2 separate regions of the Homo sapiens genome follow, and region 1 is linked to region 2. A link is an interaction called in ENCODE POLR2A ChIA-PET data of the cell type or tissue named here. Cell type or tissue: HepG2. All regions are shown on one strand.

The links. ChIA-PET counts read pairs that join two places held together with the same protein. Peaks named below come from ENCODE experiments on the same cell type or tissue, not always from the same donor. Only the 100,000 strongest peaks of a DNase experiment are listed, where the experiment ranks them.
Region 1: POLR2A ChIA-PET joins it to region 2 with 6 read pairs; 5 of 35 experiments call an interaction of 5 or more read pairs at or near these places.

Annotation. Positions count from the first base shown.
Region 1 is chr13:26,989,732-26,993,731 of GRCh38, forward strand. No RefSeq gene overlaps it. Among named protein-coding and RNA genes, the nearest start is that of USP12-AS1, 130 kb to the right of the region's middle. In HepG2, no CTCF peak of the experiment used is centred here; DNase peaks (open chromatin) are centred at 1,460, 1,930 and 2,290; H3K4me3 peaks cover 1,534 bases.
Region 2 is chr13:27,394,506-27,398,505 of GRCh38, forward strand. No RefSeq gene overlaps it. Among named protein-coding and RNA genes, the nearest start is that of GTF3A, 28 kb to the right of the region's middle. In HepG2, no CTCF peak of the experiment used is centred here; a DNase peak (open chromatin) is centred at 1,966; H3K4me3 peaks cover 449 bases.

The DNA of each region.
Region 1 (4,000 bases), 400 kb before region 2:
GTGCTACTGGCATCAAGTGGGCCGAGGCCAGGGAAGCTGCTGAACATCCCACAGAACTCAGGACAGCCCCGCAAACAAACAATCCAGCTCCAAGGGTCAACAGTGCGAGACTGAGAGCTCTGGCCTGGAGCACCTCATCAATAACACTCCGCTCCCAGAATTGAGTCTCCAGCCTTGACAGGTGAGGCTCCTTCCACGCCCACGCTGTGAAGGGTCTGCAAACCAGGAGGACCCTGCTTTTTGCTGGGGCAGACTGTCCCCTTCCCTCTCCCTGTGCATCCCACCTTGTCTTGGAAATGAGCTTGCAATGGAAAGACTCGCTCTGTGGCAGGCTGCTGGGATCTCTAAGGCACTGGATTTACATTCATTATCAACCACTGTAACAAGGAAAGCATGGATTCTATTTGGGCAATAAGCCAGCTCAGAGGCTTCTGCACAACCCCAGAGACCCCGCCGTTATTGCTGGGAACACACATGGCAGGAGTGTCATGGCAGGGACCAGGAGAACACGGCACCGGTCCCCCACCCCAGCTGTGAGCCACCGCAGCTTCCTGCAGCCACTCCTCTCTCACCAGCCCCATGGCCACTTCTCCTCTGGAACGAATGTCAGCCCCACCTGGCTCCTCTTCTCTTGTCTTCTGCTCACCTCACCTGACCTCATCCATCCCCACATCGCTTCAATTCTCAATAACTGGAAAATTCGCATCTCCAGTCCAGACCTATCTGTTAAGCCCCTACACCCCGCAGACATCTTCATGGGAATGTGAGGACCACCTCAGCCTCCACGCTCCCGATGAACTCACAGTGGCTCTGTGCCCGGGCTCCTGCTCTGCTGCTCCCAATTGTCCAAGCTGGAAAACCCTAAGCATCCTCCTTGTCTCCTCCAGCCCCTGCCTCTGCCAGCAGCTGACCGCCACCAATCCTCCGCACTGGCCTCCCTGTGTCCCTGTCCCTGTCCCCTCCCACCACACCCTCACACGCCCGTCACTCCACCTTCTGTGCAGGGCCATGGGCAGCACTCCTGGCCACCCTCACCACATGCCATCACATTTTCCTGCTCACATTTTCCATGACTCCAATGTTCTGTTTTGTTGTTTTGTTTTTTTTTTTTTAAGACGGAGTCTCTCTCTGCCACCCAGGCTGGAGTGCAGTGGCGCAATCTCGGCTCACTGCAAGCTCCGCCTCCCGGGTTCACGCCATTCTCCTGTCTCAGCCTCCCGAGTAGCCGGGACTACAGGGGCCCGCCACCATACCCGGCTAATTTTTTTTGTGTTTTTAGTAGAGACGGGGTTTCACCGTGTTAGCCAGGATGGTCTCGATCTCCTGACCTCGTGATCCACCCACCTCAGCCTCCCAAAGTGCTGAGATTACAGGCGTGAGTCACCGCGCCCGGCCAACTCCAAAGTTCTTATTTGTTTGTTTACCTTTTGGATCCTGTTTGTATTTCTGTCAGTGACTTTGGGGATGATGTAGATAAATAAATGCATCAGAGAGCACTTGTCCATTCATAATGGCCCCTGGTCTTCACCACCTGTGAGACAGTAAGACAGTTGGTAGTGGCACCATTTCACAGGTGTGGAAACTGAGGCCAGCAGGTGGAAGAACCAGACTATTGGTGCTTCAGTAACTGGGCAGAGCTCGGGGGAGAACCCAGCTACCTGGCTGGTCCCATCCTGGGGTCTCCTGGCACCCTGTCCCACTATGGTGTACCCAGCCCTTTCTGGAGAAATGTCACCTTGGAGCACAAGTTTACAATCTGTTGGGTCCAAGAGAGGAGGAGGTCACTCTGTTTTCTCCTGTAATGCAGGCAGGGCCAGAATGGAACTGGCACAAAAGTGAATGGAAAAGGTCTGGAAACACGCCAGCCCCAGCAGCCTCCTCCCCACTCCCAGCTCCTCCACAACACTGGAGGGTTTATTTGTTCAATTACTCTCCCCAACTTTGAACCTTGTTGCTATTCTAGTTTGCACATTCCTCCAAAGTCATTCCCCTTTTTGCTAGATGACAAAGTTACAGTGAGAGGAAAGAAACCAGGGTCAGTGGTTTTGTCAAACCAGCCTAGCTCAGCCCAGGCCATCGTCCACTGAGTTACGTAAACAAGACCTCAAGCAGACGAACGAGGGTCTCCTTCCCTTCTCCCCTACCCCAGCCCCTCTCCAGACTCCCATCCCCCAACCTCTGTCCAGTTGACCAAGATCCCTCTGGATAGCAAGGACCTAGCTCCGGAAAAGTGCTCTGAACGCAGCCACGCTGTTGAGTCAGGACACCCGGCTGGGCTCTGGTCACGGCTTTGTTCATTGTGCAAGTCAAGGACAGGGCACAGGATGAGTCCCCTCCTCCTCTGGTCATGGAATCTTCACTTGTACTCTGCAAGGATGGACTGATGTTTCAAGGACCAGGAGGCACGAGTGATCCTATGAAATGGGTACCCTGCCCGTAAGAGCCTGATGACACACGGGACCCCAGTTACCTCTACACTGTGGCTCTCCCTAGGCAAGATGGGGAGCAGAGCACAGGCTAGCAGTGCCGTCCCTGGACCCTGCGTCCTTGGATGGGGCAGCAGGAACAAATGCCAGTCCTATTTCCAGTTCTCTGAGAAATCTCCATACTGTTTTCCATTAATATGGGGCCTCCGTTATTGCTCTTTCTCTGTTATATTACAATGGTTCCACAATATCTTTAAGTCCTTGTGTTTTAAGAACAGCCCAGGGTTTATCTCAGAATGCCAAAGGGGGTGCGGTGGTAACCCACACCTGCCCAGGAAAGGGTAAGTCCCTGGGTGGTGCTAGTTCATCCACTGAGGCCAGAGAGACAGGAGAGGGCCAGGCACAGCTACCTGCTTTACCCAGCATGAGGTTTCTCTCTCCTGACGGCCTCTGCTTTTGGGTCAATGGCCCAGGTAAAAAGACAGGTGGAGGTATTAACTTCGCTCTGCTCCAACCAGCCTCAGCATACTCTTTGAAAGCAACAACCAGGCCAGGTGCAGTGGAGCACCCCAAAGTGCTCATCCCAGCACTTTGGGAGGCTGAGGCGAGCGGATCACCTGAGGTCAGGAGTTTAAGACCAGCCTGACCAACATGGTGAAACCCCATCTCTACTAAAAATACAAAAATTAGCTGGGCATGGTGGCACTTGCCCGTAGTCCCAGCTACTCGGGAGGCTGGGGCAGAAGAATCACTTGAACCTGGAAGGCAGTGGTTGCAGTGAGCCAAGATCGCGCCACTGCACTCCAGCCTGGGAAAAAAAAAGAGAGAGAGAGAGAAAGCAACAACCAGTCAGAAAAGTTTTCTGTCTATATTTAGACACATAACTGGCTGTCTTTAAAAAAATAAAATAGGCAAGGCAGGCTTCCTTTGGCAGAGCAAACATGTCCACAATCCCACAGACCATCCTTCAGTTGTGGAAAAACCTCCCGAGGCCAGGGCTGCCTAATGCAGCTCTTGCTAGGAGCCCTCCCAGCCACAGAGCCCTGTTGGTGATCCCAAAATGCAGGGAGGGACTGGGGGTGCAAACAACTCACATGGAGACTTCTCTGTTCCAAAGCAGCACCTACATGCTTGGGCAAGTGCCTGGGATAAGTCATTGGTCCCTTGGCAGGGACATTTTTTCCTCAGCAGACAGGGGTTCTGATGACCAGGTAGGTGGGAGCAGGTGCAGGTGTGTGATTGGGGCAGGGCAGGGCAGGGACCAGGAAGGTAGGAGATCAAAATCCACCCCAGGGCTTTCCAGCCAAGACTGCCTTTAAGCTAATGGTTTTCAAAATGAGATATTGATTTTGAATCCTACTTCTTTCAAAAACCTGCATCAGCAAGCCCTGTGCCAGTGCTTGTGATTTAATAACCCAGAGTGAGAGTCTCCGCTTGGGGCTGAAGGGGCAGGGCTGATTGTTAATGTTCTGAGCATGCCAGGGGATGAAGGCCTCTGTCGGAGAAGCTCAGGTAACCATTTCCCTAGTGGTCCTCCCGCACCTGCACCCCCTGGCTAAAGCTGTCCCTGCAGG
Region 2 (4,000 bases):
ACTCCAGCCTGGATGACAGTGAGAAAAAGAAATACTGATTTGTTAATTCACTTAAAATAACAGTAGTAAATCCTTTACTTGTCAACGTACATATTCTTATAAAAAATAATTATAGTTTTCAAAACAAAACATTAAGTGGAAAGAGTAGCATTGCTTTTCATTTTTGCAAATCTCTTTAATGTCTTGCTTTGTAGTTTGCAAATCCCTTTAACAGCTGGTTCTCACGTCTGTTTCCATCTCTTGTAATAGGCTGTTGAGTTGCAGGATATTAAGAACACCCAGCATCACTAGATATGCTGTTGGGAAAGGGAGAAGCCTGGGGACCTCTGAAAGTGTCTTGGGTCCCCCCAGGGATCCTTGGACCACACTTTGAGAATGGCTGATCTAGGGGATTTCCTCAGGTTTGGTTTGATCTTTCCTCTAGGTTGCAGTAGATATGCAAAGCTGGACTTTTTTATTGGAGTCTTTGGGCAACGTGGTCTTTTTAGAAAATTTGGGGAATAGTCAACTGAAAATAGGATAATGAGGGAAGACAGCGTCTCCAGAAGGCTTTTTTTGGGATGAGGCGGTGAAGTCTGTTTTTTTCTTATAAACAAGACTCTGAAGACAAGGTCTGCATGTACTCAGGAGGCTCCAGCATTTGGCGGGACCGAACAATGCTTCGAAACTAGCCCGGCCGCAGAGGACGCCCAGGTGATCCAGTCCTGGGAAAACGGGGCGTTTTAAGCAGCTGTGTAAAAGTAGCGTCTACCATGGCTTTCCTTTTAACGAGATTAGTCTTGCTTTTCCCCTCCTCTTTATTTCACTGTCTGGGGGCCACCTCTTGGCTCTCATGGTAATGTGATTAGCTGGCCTGTGGCCCACACCGAGACCACTGTCACAAAGATCTCTGCTTACTTGAGTGCACCTCTCTCCTGAATGCAACATCTTGTGTTTATAGTCACAGGGGGTATTGTTAACTCTGGGATTCAAATAGAATGGGATATTTACGACAGCCTCCTACCTCCCCCACCACCATAAAAGTTGATTCAGGGAGACATTTAGGGAAGAAATAGACAGAAGACAGATGTGTTGCCTTCCCCAGATGCTGAGGAGCCTCAATTGTTCTGCTTATGTAATGACTTTTTATGGCTGCTTGCAAATGCCTCTTTTGACTTTTAAAAAGGTGCCAAAGTCAAATATAGGTAGTTACTGAGAACGTTTTAGTAATCTCACCGGACACTCCAGCTGGCTCAAAACTCTTCATCAGAGGATATATAATAAGCATACATCCCTTTCCCACTTCATGGATATAACTGTGGTTTCCTCTTGTTTGTATTTAAGACTGCATGTGTAGCTACAAAAAAGCAATAGTGTCTTGGACAATGAACATTTTCCCATAAATCCTTAATGGTTCAATAATTGTTTTAAAGGCAATTTATATAATTACAGCAAGAAGAAAATGAAGTTAATGGAGATTGCGGACCTCCACTTCTTTTCTTTTAATGCAAATCAATACATCCAGTTATCTCTGAAGGACAAATTTGATTTCAGTGATTTTGATAATTTAGGTTAAATTGAATAGGAAAATGTCCAGGACAGTGAGAGTTTTCCTGTCCACAATGCTGTATTTTCATCAGCTTTTGGCCTCTCACTTTAGAGACGTTCTGCTTAAACACTCTCACGCTAGATGTGATCCCAGCACACGGGTCAGCATTGTGCACCTCAGCCTTGACTTGGGAGGGATGTGTAGGAGGGTACTGGGTGCTCCACAGACCTGCGTCCACTGTTACTTCTCTCCTTCAGAGCCTGCAGCTGAGAAGCAAATCCGCAACTGATAGACAAATGGCAAGACAGGGCAGAGTGCTGGAGTACATGCTTCCCAAGAACAGAACTCACTCTTCGCCTATGAGCCTAGTGCAAATGTCTTCTCACCTTTGAACAGTAATGGTAAATGTTTAACAACTAGCTCTTTGGGGAGAAAAAGAATAAGGCCTGCTTTGTTGTGTTTGCCATTCCTGTGGTGTAAACACTCTCCTGTGGCTGATTCCAAGCCACCACGGTGACGTTGCTGAACCTGGGGTTGGGAAGAGAGGTGGGCACTGGCTTCAGCATGCCTCTGCATGCACTTCCGCTTTTTTCTGCTTAAATTATTGGTTAGATGCCCATACGCTCATCCTTTCAGGGAGACTGTAAGCATGGTGAAGGCAAAGGGAGTGTGCTATAGTCCCTGCATCATTCACAGTGCCAGGCACAGTGCCCCACAATACAAAGTCCTCCATAAATTGTCACTCAATTGCATCACTACACTACTTGTATTGTTGCAATTGTTGGTATTGTTAGTTAATACTTATTGACTAAAATTTATTCTTGTTTTTTCTTTTTTTTGAGACAGAGCTTCGCTCTTTCACCCAGGCTGGAGTGCAGTGGTGCCATCTTGGCTCACTGCAAGCCCTGCCTCCTGGGTTCACACCATTCTCCTGCCTCAGCCTCCCAAGTAGCTGGGACTACAGGCGCCCGCCACCACGCCTGGCTAATTTTTTGTATTTTTGATAGAGATGGGGTTTCATCGTGTTAGCCAGGATGGTCTCAATCTTCCAACCTCATGATCCGCCCGCCTCGGCCTCCCAAAGTGCTGGGATTACAGGCATGAGCCACCGTGCCCGGCCTTTTTTTTTTTTTTTTTTTTTTGAGGCAAGAATCTTACTCTATTGCCCAGACTGGAGTGCAGAGTGCAATCTCTGCTCACTGCAACCTCTGCCGCCTGGGTTCAAGCAATTCTCATGCCTCAGCCACCTGAGTAGCTGGGATTATACGTACACGCCATCATGACAGGCTCATTTTTTGTATTTTTAATAGAGACGGAGTTTCGCCATGTTGGCCAGGCTGTTGTTGAATTCCTGACCTCAAGTGATCTGCCAGCCTTGACCTACCAAAGTTTTGGGATTACAGGCTTGAGCCACTGCACCCGGGCTAACATTTATTCTTATAAGAGCTTCACTTGCATTATTTCATTTGGTGATGACAAACATAAGCATGTATTAGAGAGAATATGTTGGTTGAAAGAACTGAAGAGTTGCTATCAGAGTTGTCCTCATTCGATGTCTGGAAACCAGGAAAGAATGTTTATTTATATTCTCACCTCGTCTCCTCTTGCTCTTCCCTGCTTCCCAGAGCACTTTCTTCCTCCCTGTTCTCTTTTCTCTTCCCACCCATTGCTTGTCTTCTCTCTTTTTAATTTTTGTGTATATATAAATATTTGCAAATAATTCTCAATCATTAGAGTGAAAACATTTTTCTTTATTCCACTTACAATGATCAACGTCATCCTCTTGCAAAAACAAATCTTTTGTGTGTTTCCCTTATCAAGTAGTTAGGGGAATCCAAATATCTTCTCAAATCAAATCTTATAACCCTCCTGGCCTTGAAGCCCCAGAACGCCAGACAAAGGATGAGCCAGAAAGGGCGATGACAGGACCACGTTTCTTTCAGGCCTTTGCCAACCTGCGAAGGTTCTCTGGACAGTGCTCTGAAGGGGATTCGAAGGTTCAGTGACCCAGGAGCCCAGAGACTTGAGGTATCATTTCAGCTGAACTACGGAATTACTTAACTTTGGGGAAATCATTTCCCCCATATTCATTCAACATTGGAAAAACTTCCATGTTCTAATTTATGTATCAATCACTTGGGAATAACAACACGTTTTCTTATAGGTCTTTTTTCTTTTGTCAGTTTCAAATATATGAGTTTGTGCTTTAAAAGCATGAGGTACGGCATATGCCCATGTACACAGAATGTGAGAGCCTCGGATATTGTACACACATTGAAATGAAGTATTATTCTTTGCACTTTAGACAAGAAAGTCTAAAGTATATGGCTGATACAGACATATAGGTATTTTACCATACTGATCCAAACTTGTAAAATACTTCTCATTAGCATCGAGAGTATTTATTGAATATCCAGTTTTCATTTTTGTTGTGTGCTGGGCCCAGCAGTAAAGGCGACGTTTTGTCTTTGA